Linked DNA regions of Mus musculus: region 2 is linked to region 1. Evidence: chromatin loops called from intact Hi-C (ENCODE). Cell type or tissue: left cerebral cortex. All regions are shown on one strand.

The links. Hi-C counts contacts between places; a loop is a spot of excess contacts. Peaks named below come from ENCODE experiments on the same cell type or tissue, not always from the same donor. Only the 100,000 strongest peaks of a DNase experiment are listed, where the experiment ranks them.
Region 2: it touches region 1 in a loop (4-fold over the local background); 2 of 42 quality-filtered maps call a loop at or near these places.

The regions. Positions count from the first base shown.
Region 1 is chr13:110,059,758-110,067,757 of GRCm38, forward strand. Rab3c (RAB3C, member RAS oncogene family) reads right to left here. Exons shown (of 5, transcript NM_023852.5): 5 at 1-2,245. The coding sequence ends at 2,058. Among named protein-coding and RNA genes, the nearest start is that of Gm32881, 57 kb to the left of the region's middle. In left cerebral cortex, a CTCF peak has its summit at 3,141 (motif pointing right); DNase peaks (open chromatin) are centred at 2,795, 3,169, 4,220 and 7,518.
Region 2 is chr13:110,136,412-110,144,411 of GRCm38, forward strand. All of the region lies in intron 3 of Rab3c (RAB3C, member RAS oncogene family), which reads right to left. Among named protein-coding and RNA genes, the nearest start is that of Gm41057, 41 kb to the right of the region's middle. In left cerebral cortex, no CTCF peak of the experiment used is centred here; DNase peaks (open chromatin) are centred at 3,132, 4,726 and 5,126.

The DNA of each region.
Region 1 (8,000 bases):
TATGATTCTTGAATTTAGGTGTCATTAAAAATTTAAAAATCACCAGTGTCTTCTTATCTTTGATGAGCCAACACTTGCTCCTCTAGGTGTCAAAGTGGAAACTTACCACTAATTTATAAGTTTGCAACTAAGCACATGAGAAGAAAACATGCACACACTAGCCTGTCAGCAGCCTCGCCCAAGGGAAGGGTGGATCTTTTACACAACTACCAAAAAGGGAAAATGTCTGCCTCACGAAACTGTTCTGTCCTTCAAACTGGTGCCTTCCTAAGATCCTTGCCGCAAAGACTTCTGGAAGGCAGAGAGATTTCTCTTGGCATTTGGCACAGAGGTTAAGAGTTGTTTTTCTATTATTTCTTCTTCTTCTTCTTCTTCTTCTTCTTCTTCTTCTTCTTCTTCTTCTTCTTCTTCTTCTTCTTCTTCTTCTTCTTCTTCTCCTTCTCCTTCTCCTTCTCCTTCTCCTTCTCCTTCTCCTTCTCCTTCTCCTTCTCCTTCTCCTTCTCCTTCTCCTTCTCCTTCTCCTTCTCCTCCTCCTCCTCTTCCTCCTCCTCCTCCTTTTTTTTTAAGCAGGTTTCCCTGTGTAGCCTTTGCTATCCTAGAACTCACTCTGTAGAACATTCTAGCCTGAAACTCAGAGATCTGCCTACCTCTGCCTCCAGAATGCTGGGATCAAGAGTAGGCACCACCACAACCGGGATTTTTGCATATTATTTCTATATGGTCTTCAGAAAACCTAGAAGAGAGGACAGGATATTCAAGGGTCTCACCCCTCTCTTCAACCGCCATGGCTCATCAATTTTCTGGACCGCTCACCTCTATGATCTGTTTATCTTAAGCATGTCTAGAGACTTATGTAACTTTTAGAATTATAAATCCTCTGAAAAATATGGTTATAAAAAATGGTTTTTCCCCCTCAGTCAGGACTCATGGAAAGGTTACCTAATTGCCTCCTAAAGAGGGGGGAAGGCTTAGTTAAAGTGGAGCAGAGAACAGTGGTTGAAATGTTGGCCTACCTTTTATAGGAAGAGGGGCACTAACAAAGTTTCAAGCCAATTTCGAGTTCAGAATTGGTGGGGGTTCCAGAGAGCCATGGTGGTGTTTTGTGGTGTGAGACAAGTCGTTAAGGGATGGAGGTCACTCAGGTCATGGAATGCCACAGCTAGTCACATCCCTTCTGTAGTAGTAATTGCTCTCAAGCACGCAGAGATGAGCAGAATCATGGGCAAGAATCCCGGCAGTCAGGCCTGCAAAGCTCCCTTAGTGTTGATGTGGTTCAAGAAAACTTGCAAGGGCCTGGATTTCATTTTCTTTACTTTTTCTTTATCCCATGATCGAGTTGTATGGTTTGTAGCTACTTTAACTCATTATCTTCCTGCCTCAGCCTCCTGAATGACCCTGTACCCAATCCCTCAATGTTTTTCAAAGTCAACACACCCTTCTGATATTATTAACAAAAGTGCAATATATATATATATATATACATTTCCTACTGGTACACTGCCCAGACCTGTGATGGGGTCTCCAATCAAGAGCAAAAGTCCCACTTTCTTTTTAGACAAAGGCAAAACTAAGTTTCCTGACATCACTCCTTGGTCACAGCACGCACGCGCCCGCGCGCACACACACACACACACACACACACACACACACATGCGCACACACAAAGGGACTCTAGGTTATCATCCATACAAATGAAAAGCATGATATGAATCCGTGGCATGAAAGTTATTTGCAGTAAAATTATAGTCTGTAGTTTCTGCAATAGCTTAATTGAGAAAAAGGTTGCACCCCCCAAAAAGATTATGAAAGACAAATAAATGATAAGTTACATGCAAGTAGCAGGTGTTTATAGATGAATGATCCTTACAAATATAAGAGCAAGTTTGCCACATATTAACACAGGAAATTGCTCACGGTTTGAATGCATATATGGGCCACTGCCATCAAAGACTTCCTTCAAATAATTATTAGGCAGTATAATCGAAGGCTAATAGACCATTTATCAATGCTGCTTCTTGGCTGCTCTGGAGCCCCTTGGAGCTCCTGTGTGGGGGACATTAGCAGCCACAGTTGGGCTGTGGTGGAGGAGGGGTCTCCTTGAGCCTCGTGCTCTGCTTTGCCGCTGTGATGGCTGGGTCGGTCTCCAAGCTCTCTGACATTTTGTCACAAATGATATCTACGAGGCGCTCGAAGGTTTGCTTCACGTTGATGTTATCCTTGGCGCTGGTTTCAAAAAACTCAAACCCTGCAGGAAACACACAGAAACAGGCCCATCATTTCACGTTTCTGAAGTCCAATGGACTCAGTTGCGGTTTTGAATGTCGATGGGGCAAAGGCAGCGGTGGGAGATGGGTGCGATTTCTTAGACCGGAGATGACTGCTGGACAAGAAGCGCTACCCACTGACCAGAGCAGAGAGTTATAAAGAGGGGTTGATGATACTCATTTTATTTGTCTCTACTGATTCATTCATGATGTCTGCAACGGCAGAGAGATTTTCTGAGAGGAAATCAAGAGTTAACAGTAGTAGTATCATTAGGAACCCTCACCAGCCAGTCCTCTCATCCTGACTCCTTGCTCCCGCCTCTGGTGTGCTCATACATCTTTGTTGACTTGGCTGGATTAAGAGCAAAGCATGGGGCGTGTCTGCGACTGCTTTTCCAGGCCCAACTAGATGCTGTGGACTCTGACTTAATCAGTGACTCACCCCCTCGATGACATTATTGCTAGGCAGTGAGGGGTTGGGGCGGGGTTTAGTTGGTGTAAGTCCGTTACTGGAACTTATCCTGTATCCTCGGGTGCTATATTATTCAGGGTTATCCCTTGTTCTGACTCCTGGCCACCTTGGTGTGAATTGTTGTGTTCAGCTTCAAGGCTGACTTTTTGGAGAAAAGTGAGACGCCTTAGACAAAAAACCTGAGGATTTTTTGTCTGGTCGCCGTGTAGTCTTTTAAAGTCTTCTCTAAAACTGACATGACTTCCATTCTTCTCTCATTGCTGTATTATGTCAAAGTTATTAACGTTTTTGAACAAAAGATTTAGAAAAGGTCCTGTGCATATTCTATCAGAAGAGGGACTACGAATTTCCTATTCAATCCTGTTCTTTTTTCCCTGTCCAGTCATGGGACCAAGTAGTATCTAGCAGGACACTAGGTGGCGCTAAAGAATCACAGGAGTTACCGTAGACCTCCTTCAATCTCTGGGTATTTGAACTGAGTGTTAATGCAATAACCCTGCAGTCTTTGTAACGCTGTTTCAGCTTTCTGGTGGGGGCAGATTTCCTTCTCACCAGTACTATTTATGGCAGTAAAGTTTTTGAATAGGAAAGAAAACAATAAATTTTAATTGAGCAGCAAAAATACAAGAAGGTGGGAACCATGGCACAAGGAGGGTGGGCAAACCCCACTTCCAGGATGCGGCTGTCTGGAAGCCATCTCAGAATGCAGCTCTGCACACAATGTTATCATTCCATTGTTCGCATTCCCATTCTACCGGCTGTGCTTGCCTGTCAGTTGCTATGGCAACTGCCCCAATTGGCCAGCCGGAGATTGGTCTGGTCCACCGGGGGGAATGTTGATTTAGGATGTGCTGGGCAGAACACAGAGAGCCTTTTTTAATCCATTCTCAATTTTACACCCTATAAATCCTTCTGGTTACATCTGGCCCTATCTCAGAGGAGACACAAAGATTCAAAATGATTAAATCCAGTGAATGCCTGGCTCCTGGGACCAAAATGAAAAGCACAGTCCACTGCTTCGCATCTATGTCCACATCCCTTTAATAACTAAGAAATACTTGTTTTCTTGAAGGGAATTGAAAGGAAAAAAAATAAATGATTTTCATAAGTTAAAATTTCTAAGTTTTTGACACTACTGTTGATTGGATGATTAAACCCAAGTTACATTTTGACTGCAGCTCTGTTAGGATCCGAGCAACAGCCAGACTCAGGAGACAGATCATTAGCAGATTAAAGTCCTAGGAAACAGTGCAAGGTATTTCAGTCTACCTTTGGCTTCTATTTCTTTTTTTATTGTTTTGTGTCTGCACAGTGATCACGCCGTTCTCTTAGAGTAGAAATTTACCTATAGGCAAGGCCAGGTGGTGTGGACAGTGCTGATTTTTCTAAAGCTGGTGCATTCCCTACAGCTGGATCATTTACGTTCCTGATGGACCCAGGGCAGGGCAGGACAGGCACCCTCTGCTCGATGTCATTGCTTACTCATCAGAGCTCTTTGCTTGCTATTTTCTAGGTGCTAGTGTTTTTGTCCCAGAATTAGTAGGGTTGGGCATCATTCCAGAAGATTCCAAAACCACACCGGAGATGTGAGACCTCTGAATGAAACTTTGGAGGAAAATAATTCTGAAATTTGGGGCAAATCTGGGACAAGTTTCGGTTCTATCATCGTTTCAGCGGGTGCTTCTTTTACATGTGAGCGTCTGGGAAAGGGCAGAACATGAAGCACTGAGCCATTGCTGAAAGATACAGGCTCCCACCCCCCTTTATTAAATGTAACTCCGTTATCTGGTTATGAGGTCACCCTAGGATGATGGTGCGCAAGTTGGGAACAGTAACGTGATCTCTGATCACAGAATCCAAAATGTTCTCAATTTCCATCCCTTTCTGTATGTGATGATTTGTATATGCTCAGACCAGGAAGTGGCACTATTAGAAGGTGTGGCCCTGTTGGAGTAGGTGTGTCACTGTGGGCGTGGGCTAAAAGACCCTCACCCTAGCTGCCTGGAAGTCAGTATTCTGCTAGCAGCCTTCAGATGAAGATGTAGAACTCTCTGCTCCTCCTGCACCATGCCTGCCTGGATGCTGCCATGCTTCCCGCCTTGATGCTAATGTACTGATCCTCTGAACTTGTAAGCCAGCCTCAATCAAATGTTGTCCTTATAAGAGTTGCCTTGGTCATGGTGTCTGTTCACAGTAGTAAAACCCTAAGACACCGTGGGATCCTGGGACTCAGGAGAGAGTGTCTAGGAGCCCTTCACATTATAAGAACACTCTTTCCTCAGCATGGTGAGGAGGCCGTGATATGGTGAGAGTGTGGGGGCTTATTGGCCCAAGTACCTTGGCAGCCCACCGTTAACATGCTAGATTTTAAAAAAATCTTCACTGTTTCTGTATGTTTGTTTGTTTATTTTTTATATATTGTATGTGGTCAGATATGTATGTAATTTGCATGTATGAAACACATATGTGGAGAACAGGATGGTAAGCAAGAGTCTGTTCTTTCCCACCATGTGGGTCTGGGAATTGAACTCAGGGCATGGGGTTTAGCAGCAGGCTCCGTTATGTACTGAGCTACCTTGCTGGTCTGACACACTAGATCTGTCACCATGAGAAAATTATGGCTTCCGCACTCACTTTCATAATTTATGGTGTTTGCTCTGCCTGTCCTATAGCATTATCATGGCTCTCAAGTGGGAAAATGTGGGTGAAGGGGCCAAACAAACTGGGAAGGGCAAGGAGAGCAGCGTCAGTGACCCCACGCTGGCGTTTGTGTAGTCTAGGAGAATATTGAGAGCCCTGGGAACATTTTAACTCACTTTGTCCTTGAGCAAGGGCTATTAATTTGTCTACTTTTCAGATAAGAAAATGAAGGTGGAAAATGGATGAGTGATTTGTTTAAGCCTTCCCATGATTGGCTGGGAAATGGTAGAGACAGAGAGTACCCATTAGCCTTCCCTGCCTTTCTAGGTACCCCGAAGAAGGCAGCTACAGTTTTGTTGCAGTTAATTGATCAGTTCTAGGGTAATGAGTAGTTACTAATTCACACACAATTTCATTAATTTAAATAATTCGAAGGTGACTTACATGGGCTTTAAGAGTGCCAGTGAACCTAACAGTCCAGTTGTTTAACAGCTTAAAAATACACCGTGGGATTACAAAAGCCACATCTCCCTATGAACTAGAGAAGAACAGCTACAAAGCGTTCCGAAAATAAAACTGGTTTTCAGTGACCAGCAGCCTAAATCTATTTATCCTAAAACACAGAGTTCAAAGAGTGGGAGCACAAGGTCAACACTACAGCCTTTAGTATGGTGTCATTGAGTTGTGTAGATCTGGGGGAAATGGGGGTCTATCATGGACTTCTGTCTCCATTTGAATCACAAGGTAAAATTTCTCTGTGAGAAGCCATCCCTGTCCCATCCCTGTGTCCAAGCATGTTTAAAATTGCGGCCTAACTTACAACGACAAATGCAAACACTGGAGTCTTTATTCTTATAGTAACTCCTTGGGCTTTCTGGTTATTACACCCCAGTGTCTTGGTCTTTTTACCTTAGCTACTACCTAATAGGCTTGTTCTCAGAAAACCTTACCTTTACATCCACACACACCATCATCATCAGAAGTCCGGCATCAGTCAAAGAAGCCTGGCAAACAGTCCTACAAAACCCTGGAGATTGTCTCCTGCACACTGCCAAGGATGCTGCTGTTAGTTCATCAGGAGCAAAGAAGCAGACCAAGATGATGTAGCAAGCTGACTGTGGACTCTGACAGGTCCCCCGAGAAGTAGGCTACCGTTTCAGGTCCCCTGAGAAGTAGGCTACTGCTCCTTGCTCTGAACACCTGCCCCTTATGCTGCACGGTCTGTAATTAGTAACTTTAGCATGCATGTGGCTTTATCAGGCAAGTGGTGGACAGGCTTAGTGAAACATGGGTGAGTTCTTAGTCTTTTTTTTTCCTCCCAACTGCTCTCTGGCAGAGGCATCCCTGCTCTGGACTCAGAAGAGTACCTGCCTCAGCCAGCACACCCCTACCTTGGGGTTCTCCAGACCTGACTTAGACAGAACAACTCCTTCCCTTTCTAAAACCAATGATAGGGATGCCCAGACATGGTTTAAATTAAACTATTTGCCTTTGGACAGCTGAAAGAGCAAATGACTATCTGGAAGGACTCTGCTGGTGAGCAGAGACATCACACATCCTGGGCCTTGTGGAGAGTGACACAGGTCTGGCTTGCTGGCGTGGTTCTTTACCCTGTTCCTTAAATGTCCCTGGAACAAAGCACAGAGAAGCCTGGGACCTTTCCAGACTCCTACACACAGGGAAGCAAGCAGGGCCATGAGGCCCAAAGCATGCTGATCACTGAAGGTGGCAGGCTCTAGGCTGCCACTCTGTCATGAGGAGAACTGAAATGTCACAGCGCCCTACTGTGATAATCCTGTGTAAGCCATGACAGGACAGAAGTCTTGAACACTGGTTGGGCTCTCTAACCTTTTAAATTTGAAAGAAAAACCATCACTGTGCCCCCATCCCCCATAACACCCCAAACTGTACTTTAGTGCATCATTTCATCCCTAGCTGTCAATAGCTTACATTCTTGCCACCTTTTCCATTACAAATGGGTTCTTTCTTCATTTGGGTTGCGACTACACAGCTTCCTCCTCAATTTTCCCATGGAATAGGATGAACCAGAGCTGTGGGAGAAAGGCAATCACGATGCCAGGCAGGTGACAGTTGGGCCAGAAGTAAGGACTTCAGAGCAGCAGGACCAACTGTCATTTTAGCTAGTCCCATATTGGGGAGCCAGCCATGAGACAGACTTTAGGAGTGGGAGGAGATGAGAATTTGACCCACTTCCCTGAAGAATGGCCAAGGAAAGCAGCCAGAATTTGGAACAGGAGCCCGGCCCAAGGCTAAAGTTGATATAAATAGACCACAGAGTGGACAGGTCTTTCAGGCTCCCGGTTTCTCTTGTCAGCCAGGCTTAAGCAGATGGCATGATTTAGAACCTATGCAAGGGTCATCTTAAAGTGTTGATGGATGCTAGTCCCCACACAGAAGGTCTTCTCCCTGCCCTTAGACTTACAGACTCTAGTTTAGTCTTCTGATAAGGAAGAGGGTGCCTGAGTTTGCTGGAGGTTGCACGGGGCTACCGGAATTCTCCACTCTCCATTGAGTAAAATTCAAGTCATGTAGTTAGGCATTCATTCCTCAACTCTTAGACTTCCCCTAGCTCTCAGGTCTAACTCCACCTACTCTAGGCCTAT
Region 2 (8,000 bases), 77 kb after region 1:
GATCAGATAGGTTCTATGTGGAAAGCCTGTATTGATGATGCCCTGTTTGTGTATCACCTATCTCACACTATTACTACTGTGAACAACATTGATGACAGAAAAAGGGATTGTTGTGCACAAGACTGAAGATTTATCTATATTGAATTTGAGGTAAGTGTAGGAGCACCCAGGCACTCAGGATATTAATGATAAAAGCTTAACAGTAAAGTCTATCCTATCACTGCAATGAAACACCATGACCAAAAGAAGTTGTGGGGGAAAGGGTTTATTTGGCTTTCACTTCCACATCATTTGTTCATCAGAGAAGGAAGTCTGGACAGGAGTTTAAACAGGGAAGGAGCTGATGCAGAGGTCATGGTTGGGTGCTGATATTGAGTTGTTCATCATGGCTTGCTCATCCAGCTATCTTCCTGAACCCAGGGCGACCAGCATGAGGATGGTATCACCCACAACATAGCTGGGCTCTCCCTCCACCAATCACTAATTAAGAAAATGCCCTACAGTCAAATCTTACGGAAGCATTTCCTCAATCGAAGTTCCCTCCTTTCAGCTAACTCTAGTTCATATCAAGTTGACATAAAACTAATCAGAACAGGGTAGATATGTTAAGTTCAGAAGCCGCGTGTGTGTGTGTATCTTTTTAAATTCTTTCACATATTCTATCCATTATATCCTGACAGCAGTTTCTCCTACCACTACTCTTCCCATTCTATCCCCTTCAGCACCTCCCCTCTCCCTTCTCTCTCCTCAGTTTTTTCCCTTAAGTTATTACTGACATGAAGAGATACCATAACCATGGCAACTCTTATCAAGAAAAACATTTAACTGGGACTGGCTTACAGATTCAGAGGTTCAGTCCATTATCACTATGGTGAGAAGCATGGCAGCATGCAGGCAGGTATGGTGCTGGAGTTGCAATTTCTACATCTTGATCCACAGGCAGCAGAAAGAGCCTGCCACCCTAGGCCTAACTTGAGGATATGACCTCAGAATCCAGCTCCAGTGACACACTTCCTCCAAGAAGGCCACACCTCCTAACAGTACCATTCCCTATGGCCACATGTTCAAACACATGTGTCTGTAGGGGCCATTCTTACTCAAACCAACACAGTTTTCCTTCAGAAACAAAGCAGGCCTCCCAGAGATATCAACCGAATATTGCCTAAGAAGTTACCATAAAAGAAGGCACAACCTCTCATGCCAAGGCTGGGCGAGGCAACCCAGTGGGAGAAGGAAAAGTGTCCCAAGGGCAGGCAAAATAGCCACAAATATCAACAATATCTTGGGGGTAACTCTAACCAAGCCAATGAAAGACTTGTATGACAATAACTTCAAATCTTTGAAGAAAGAAATTGAAGAAGATATCAGAAGATGAAAAGATCTCTTGTGCTTAGGGATGGGTAGGCTTAACATAGTAAAAGTGTCCCTACTCCATAAACATATTTCAATATTAGTTGCTGCCATTTGAAAATAGAGGCACTACATAGAACAGCATTCAGAGTTCATGCTTTTCTCAAACAATCAGAGGGCCCAATAGCTCTCAGCCATCTTTTCACACGGCACCTGTGAGTGGCTGGTGAGAGGATCTAACCCTCAGCCGGCTCAATCTCTTTGCACTTCACTCACTCTCTTAACCTCCAGCCTTGTGGGACTGGAGTTTCCAAATCCTGCTCAAAGGAAGTACTGATGGAGAGATGAAGCCTCTGTGGTTGCCATGGCCACAGAGCCCGCCAGGTGGGAGCTTCCTGCCCAATGTTACTTTTAACGGGCCAAGAAAGACACCAGAGGACTAGCTCTATCCCTGAAGTATCTATCATAAAGGAACTCTGAACTCTTACACTTTCCTCTGGGACTTGGTGGTTAGGTCATTTGTAATCTTAGCCTAGAGTATCTTCAGAAAGGTAGTAAAGAAATAAACTGGATATTCCCTTGTAAGGACAAATAAGTAAAGAAGAGGAAAAGAAAGAGAAAGGAAAGAAGAGAAAAGGTGGAAGGAGGGTACGAAGGAGAAAGGAATAGATTGGATCAAATAAGGAATTGTTGAGAGGAACATCCTGACTGAGAAATGTAGCAGTTGAGACAGGGTGCACATACCCTCTCTTGAAGACTGGGGTCACCTCCTGCCAGGATCCTTGCATCTTTTTTTTTATATATCACTTGGCTAATTCAGAGCACATGAACTAGAGAGATCTCTGCCATCTATCGGGTCATAATCATTCCTTCCTATGAGCTTACCAGGATTATCTCCAGAGAAAAGGTGAAGGCTTACCAACATCTCCAGAGTACAAGGTTTGTTTAAAGTGGTCCACAAGGCTCATGATGCCTCTGCACTGTGCTTTAACATCGTGGGATCCTTGCTGACTGTGAGTGACACTGAGACCTTGCTCCTCTGCCATACTGGGACGACCTTCACAGCGGCTGCTCCTTTGATTTCAGTGCAGACCTTCCAGCTGGCTACAACTTTTGTTCCTTCAGACCCTAGTTTAAATGTCACCCCTCTCTGACAGTCGGATCCTCACTCCCTCCCTAGTACACGCTACCCTACTCTTGGTTCATTTTTCCCCTCTAAGGCATTGATACACATGCATTCATATTTATTTTCCTCCCTTTAATGTATGAGTTGCTTTCCCCTCGTTAATGGGCAGGTATCTTATCTCCACTCCCAGTGTTTACGTAGTGCAGACAGGAATCCCTAGCATACACTGGTGAACAGCATGTACAATCTGGAAGAGACACAGACAGGCATTGGCAGTAACATAGAAAATAGAAGGAGAGGTACGGATCTAGAGGTGTAAAAACCAGATAGAACTTAATCCTTCAAAAGAGGGGATAAAAAGTAGAAGGAATCGAGAATGTACTGGTGGAAAGAGAATTCTCTTAGCATGTTATGAAAACAGGGAGAAGGCTTGCTGCCAGCCCCTTACCAACACATCCCTTTGTATCTTGGGTACTCAGGACCAGAGGTCTTGCCCTCCATTTTCCCTACAGCAGCAGAAAGGTGGGTGGCTGAGAGCGAGCAGAAAGGAGAGCTGCAGGAAGCTTGTGGGAAGCTGAAAGACTTTGAACAGCTGTTGTAGACACTGTAAATGAAAGGTGGTTAAAGCAACCGGAAAGACTGCCGAGTAGCATGGAGGGACAGCTGAGGCTGTCCTTGTGCCAGTTGGCACAGGAATCCAATTCTCCCGAGCAGCATTTGCAGCCTGGGAGTAGATAGAGAAAAGCAGATGGATGGAATAAATTGGTCCTGAGGATTGTTAGGCAAGTATGTGGTGGGATGACTGCAGAGAGGGGTACTCAAGCGATCATTCCCTAAACCTAACAGTCCTTTGCCATTTCACCTTGCCATTGCTTGCCTGACAGCCATAAAACTCCCAAGACTCTGGAATGAACTGTATCCAGTAGACATTGCTCCACACACTTTAGCCATCAAGAAATGTTATCTTATATGCCCATCGGTTCCCTTCCCACTCCCCGTCACTTCTCTTTACCAAAGGAATGGTTTGTGCAATGCCATTGAGCTGATCCAGATCAATGAGTTCCATATTGGCCTGACCCTCTTAGGACTTTATCCAATCTCCACTTGCCCAGGTATATAGTGTTCTCTTGGTGGGGGGTCATTTATGTTGATGAAATTCAGGATTGATAAGGAGATGCATGAAATGTAAAATGCCTGCCTCTGTTGCCTTCCCTCCTAGATTGAACCTGACATGGTCACCCCAGACTCACTGGGTCTGTGAATATGCGCATTGCACTTGAGTGCATGCAGTAAGCCTATGGCTTTCTAACCTGATATGGAAACTGAGGTGTCTGGAATAGTAGAAGTCCAAGCGCATATGCTGAAGCGTGCTTTCATGGGAGGTCAAGGAATGAGGCAATACCTGAAGAAGGAGTTTGCTCTCCTGCCTGCTCTGGTGTCCTGACAATGAATAGACACAGCCAGCTCCGGCAAGCATTCTGATGTTCCAACTTCTTGGCTTCTTAAGGAAGAATTCTGAGCGTCAGACATTCACACGAACAACCACTCTAATCTCTGCTCCCATGCCTGTCCTGAACATCATTCTCCATTGATTTCTACAGATTTAAAAACCATCCCTGCAAGTGGAACCTTTAATAGTGCTGTGAATGAATACTTAGATTCCTAAAAGTTCTTTTGGTGCTTGTTCATTCTATCTGTCTGCCTGTCTGCCTGTCTATCTATCTATCATCTGTCTATCGATTTAGTTTTATTTATATGGATGTGTAAAAACCATGTGTCTGTGAGTGCCTGCATAGTCCAGAAGAAGGCACTGGATTACCTAGAACTGCTGTGTGGGTGCTGGAAACCAACCTTGGATCTTTTGGAAGAGCAATAAGCACTCTCACCTCCTGTGTCATCTCTACAGCCCAAAGTCTAACCTTTAACTTATGAATTAATCAAACTAAGCATTTTGTACATGAATGTACTGAATTTAGTTTAATTCTTTTTACCCGATGAATGGAATTTCCTTGAATGCATAGCTTGCTATATAGGTGTAAATATGTTCATATGGATTATTAAATAGATAGATATTTCAGTGTAACCATGCATCATGTTCTAGCACTGTCCCTTCTTCAATCAGCAATTGCCAGGTAACTTTGCTAACTGTGTTCTCCTCGTTGTTGCCCTCTAGAAGACAAGGTCATGTCTGACAGATCATGGCGGTGGCACGCGAGTCTGGAAATCTGCCTATGCACATTCAGAGATAACACAGAAGCCCTTTTGTTCACTATATAATGAAGTATTTTTAAATGTTTTTGAATTATAACACAAGTACGAATGTATAATTCTGTGATGCAAATGTTTGTGAGGTTTTTTTTTTTTTTTTTCCCGGAAGGCAATGCTTTCCGAAGCATTTGACTTTTATTTTTAGGTACTTTCTATGAGAATGATATAAATGCCAAGAACGAATAAAATGGTACATTTACAGTAAGAAACAATTGTGGTTCATCATCCAATTAACATCACTTATGAATCATATTCTGGCTAGACAGCCGAGCACAGTAGAGCATGTGGTAACTTTGCAATTCTACTCTTCCTGCTAAAGGTCGGAGGAGACGTCACATCTTTAAAAACTCTAACTAAATGCCACTCATTAAGTCTTTTCTCTTAAATTAGCTCAGTCAACTTTATCTTTCCAAATCCCTCAAAAAATAGGAACATCTGAGGGAAGATGCCAGCTACGTCAAAGCAAGCCCAAGGCTTACAGGGAGGCCCAAAGAGCCAGGTTGAGACTTTGCATTTCGTCAGTCTGCCGAATCCAGCATGGTTCTGAGATGCTCTATTGATTATTCATATTCTTTGCCAATATAATTTATGGGTTACAGACAAGCACTTCTATTGTATGCTAGTTGATACAATGATTTAGAAAATGTGTTATCAATAGATGATACCTAACAGGTGTGTATTGCTCATGTATGCACGAGGTGGCCATGAAGCTATAGTTAGGATATTCACTAACTAAACAGCTCCCACCCAGGGGAGACCACACTATTATCACCTTTATTCTTTTATAATATTATCCTGTGTTGAAGTGAATAATTAGATGGCATAAAACATCAAAAAGACAACGACAATCGTCACAATGGGTCTAGATTGCATTTTCATAGTACCCAGTGATTTTCAGAATCAAGATTGTGTCAAGATTGATTCTCCAGGAATGGATTTTAAGATATAAGAGGATGTGATTTAGTCTCTATTTTTGATTAATACACTTCAGAGATTCATATTTTATTAGGAATAGCCTGATCAAAACTTTGTATATTACTGGTATTCCCAAATGGAGAATATTAACCGTAAATTCATATCTTGAAGAATTTGTAGATGATTAGAATTCTCTAAAGGGAATATGCATTCGCCACCACTCTTTCTGCTTGAAGGTATGTTGAAGCCAAATTGAATAGCAGGGTCATAAAAACATAAAGAAATAAAAGGTCTAAGTCTAATAAAATTGTGTGCTGAGAGATTAAGTTAGAATTTAGAAGCTTCCTTGCATCAAGTCAAATTATGATGATGTTCCCTCTCTCTCTCTCTCTCTCTCTCTCTCTCTCCATCTCTCCTGTTTGTTTATTTGTTTTGTTAAAGACATTATTGTGAGGGTGGTCTTTATTTCTATTTTGGTCGAATGTAGCTTTCATCTACTCTGCCAGAGACGAATGGGCACGAGGGTGTGTCATACACCTTGCCTTAGTTGGAGGAAGCCCCAGGGTGCACACTCTTTTTTTTTTTTTTTTTTTTTTTTTTTTTCTGAGATAGGGTTTCTCTGTATAGCCCTGGAACTCACTTTGTAGACCAGGCTGGCCTTGAACTCAGAAATCCGCCTGCCTCTGCCTCCCGAGTGCTGGGATTAAGGGCGTGCGTCACCATGCCCGGCTCCAGGGTGCACACTTTTAGAGCGGATGACTCCCATATTGTATCTCTCATCCTGACCTCTTCCTAAACTGCACACTCTAATCTAAGTGGGAACCTCAACACCTGCCTGGATCATTCATCTGAAACTGTGAACTGAGCTGCCCAAGGCACACTCTGGAATGCCACCTCTACTTGGAGCCTCGCATGGCCACGGGCATCTCTTCTCTGTCTTTCCTTCACAGGATGTTCCCACCACACACCCAGGGTCATCATAGCATCACCTCCTGCCTAGATCTTGGAATTCTCAGTCTTGTCTGACTCACTCTCAACTCACAACTTGAAAAGTCCCCGTCCTTTCCTCTGGTATAGCCGATATGGTCTAGTGGCCACCACATCACGCTCAGCTGGAGTTTGTGCCTCTTCCTTAGCCTCTTGCTTTCCTCTGACCCGCTGGACTTCCACATTTTATTCTCAGAGTAGTGGGAATGAGCTCAACAAAATAAAATCTTCACTTATGATTTCCATTGTCTCCCAGGTCCGTATGTTGGAAACTTAGTTCCTAGTGTGGCAAAAGTGGAGAAATAATGAGGTGTCCAAGTTGAAGGCTCCACCCTTCTGATATGCTTACACCATTGCACTAAGTGCCTGCAGGAGTAGCTTTCCTCTCTTACGCTCATCCCTTTGTCTTTAACCCTGTGGTAATGCAACTGCAAGGCTCGGACCAGAGGCCAGTGCCTTGACCTCAGATGCCATAGCTTCCAGAGCTGTGAGCTAGTAACTGTCTTTTCATTAGAAATTATCCAGCCTTAAATATTCTGGTACAGTCTCAGAAAAAGAACTCAGACACTTGACATTCCTTATAAATAGACAACCTTGGATGAAAGGTTCCCCTAGACCTTGGTACCCTATGTTCCAGTCCTTATGAGCTCGGATAGCATGTTCTTGACTGCTACCCACCAGTGGCTGGCGTTCTTCTAGCTCTTGTGCTTAGAGGCTCTGAGCTCTATGTCTTACTCCTGCTACCACGTTTTTCTGGGAGGCTCTTCCAACAGTTTGCAATCTTCACATGGCCAGCTGCTTGACACCATGGCTCAAGCAAACCCTGTTTAAAATGGTCTCTAGGCACATGACTTTATTCAATTGTATTTACCTTGTGGTATTCATTACCAACGGGTACTGTAGTGTGTGTGTGTGTGTGTGTGCATGTGTGTGTATATATGCATGTGTGTGTCTGTCTATCTATCATCTATCTACCTATCTCCACCATCTAACTAACTAACTAACTAACTAACTAACTATCTAACTAACTATCTAACTAACTAACATCTATTTATTTATCACCTATTTATTTGTCCACTGCTCCCCCAGGTAGACATTTGTCCCCAGGGGACTAAAGAAACTTGGCAATTTTTATTCAATGAATGACCCGCCTTCTATACAGAAATATAGGAAGCACATTTATAAAACCAGATACAGGACATGTTTAATTTAAACTTTGCCCTGTGGTGCCACTGGGGTTCTTTTAGGATGCATGGCCCAGAGATGAAGCAGAGCCCCTTCTTTTGCTTTGAGCATCTAAGTGAGCTGAGGTGCCTTGCTTGTTCCCTAGTTCCTCCCTGCAAGTTCTTTAGAC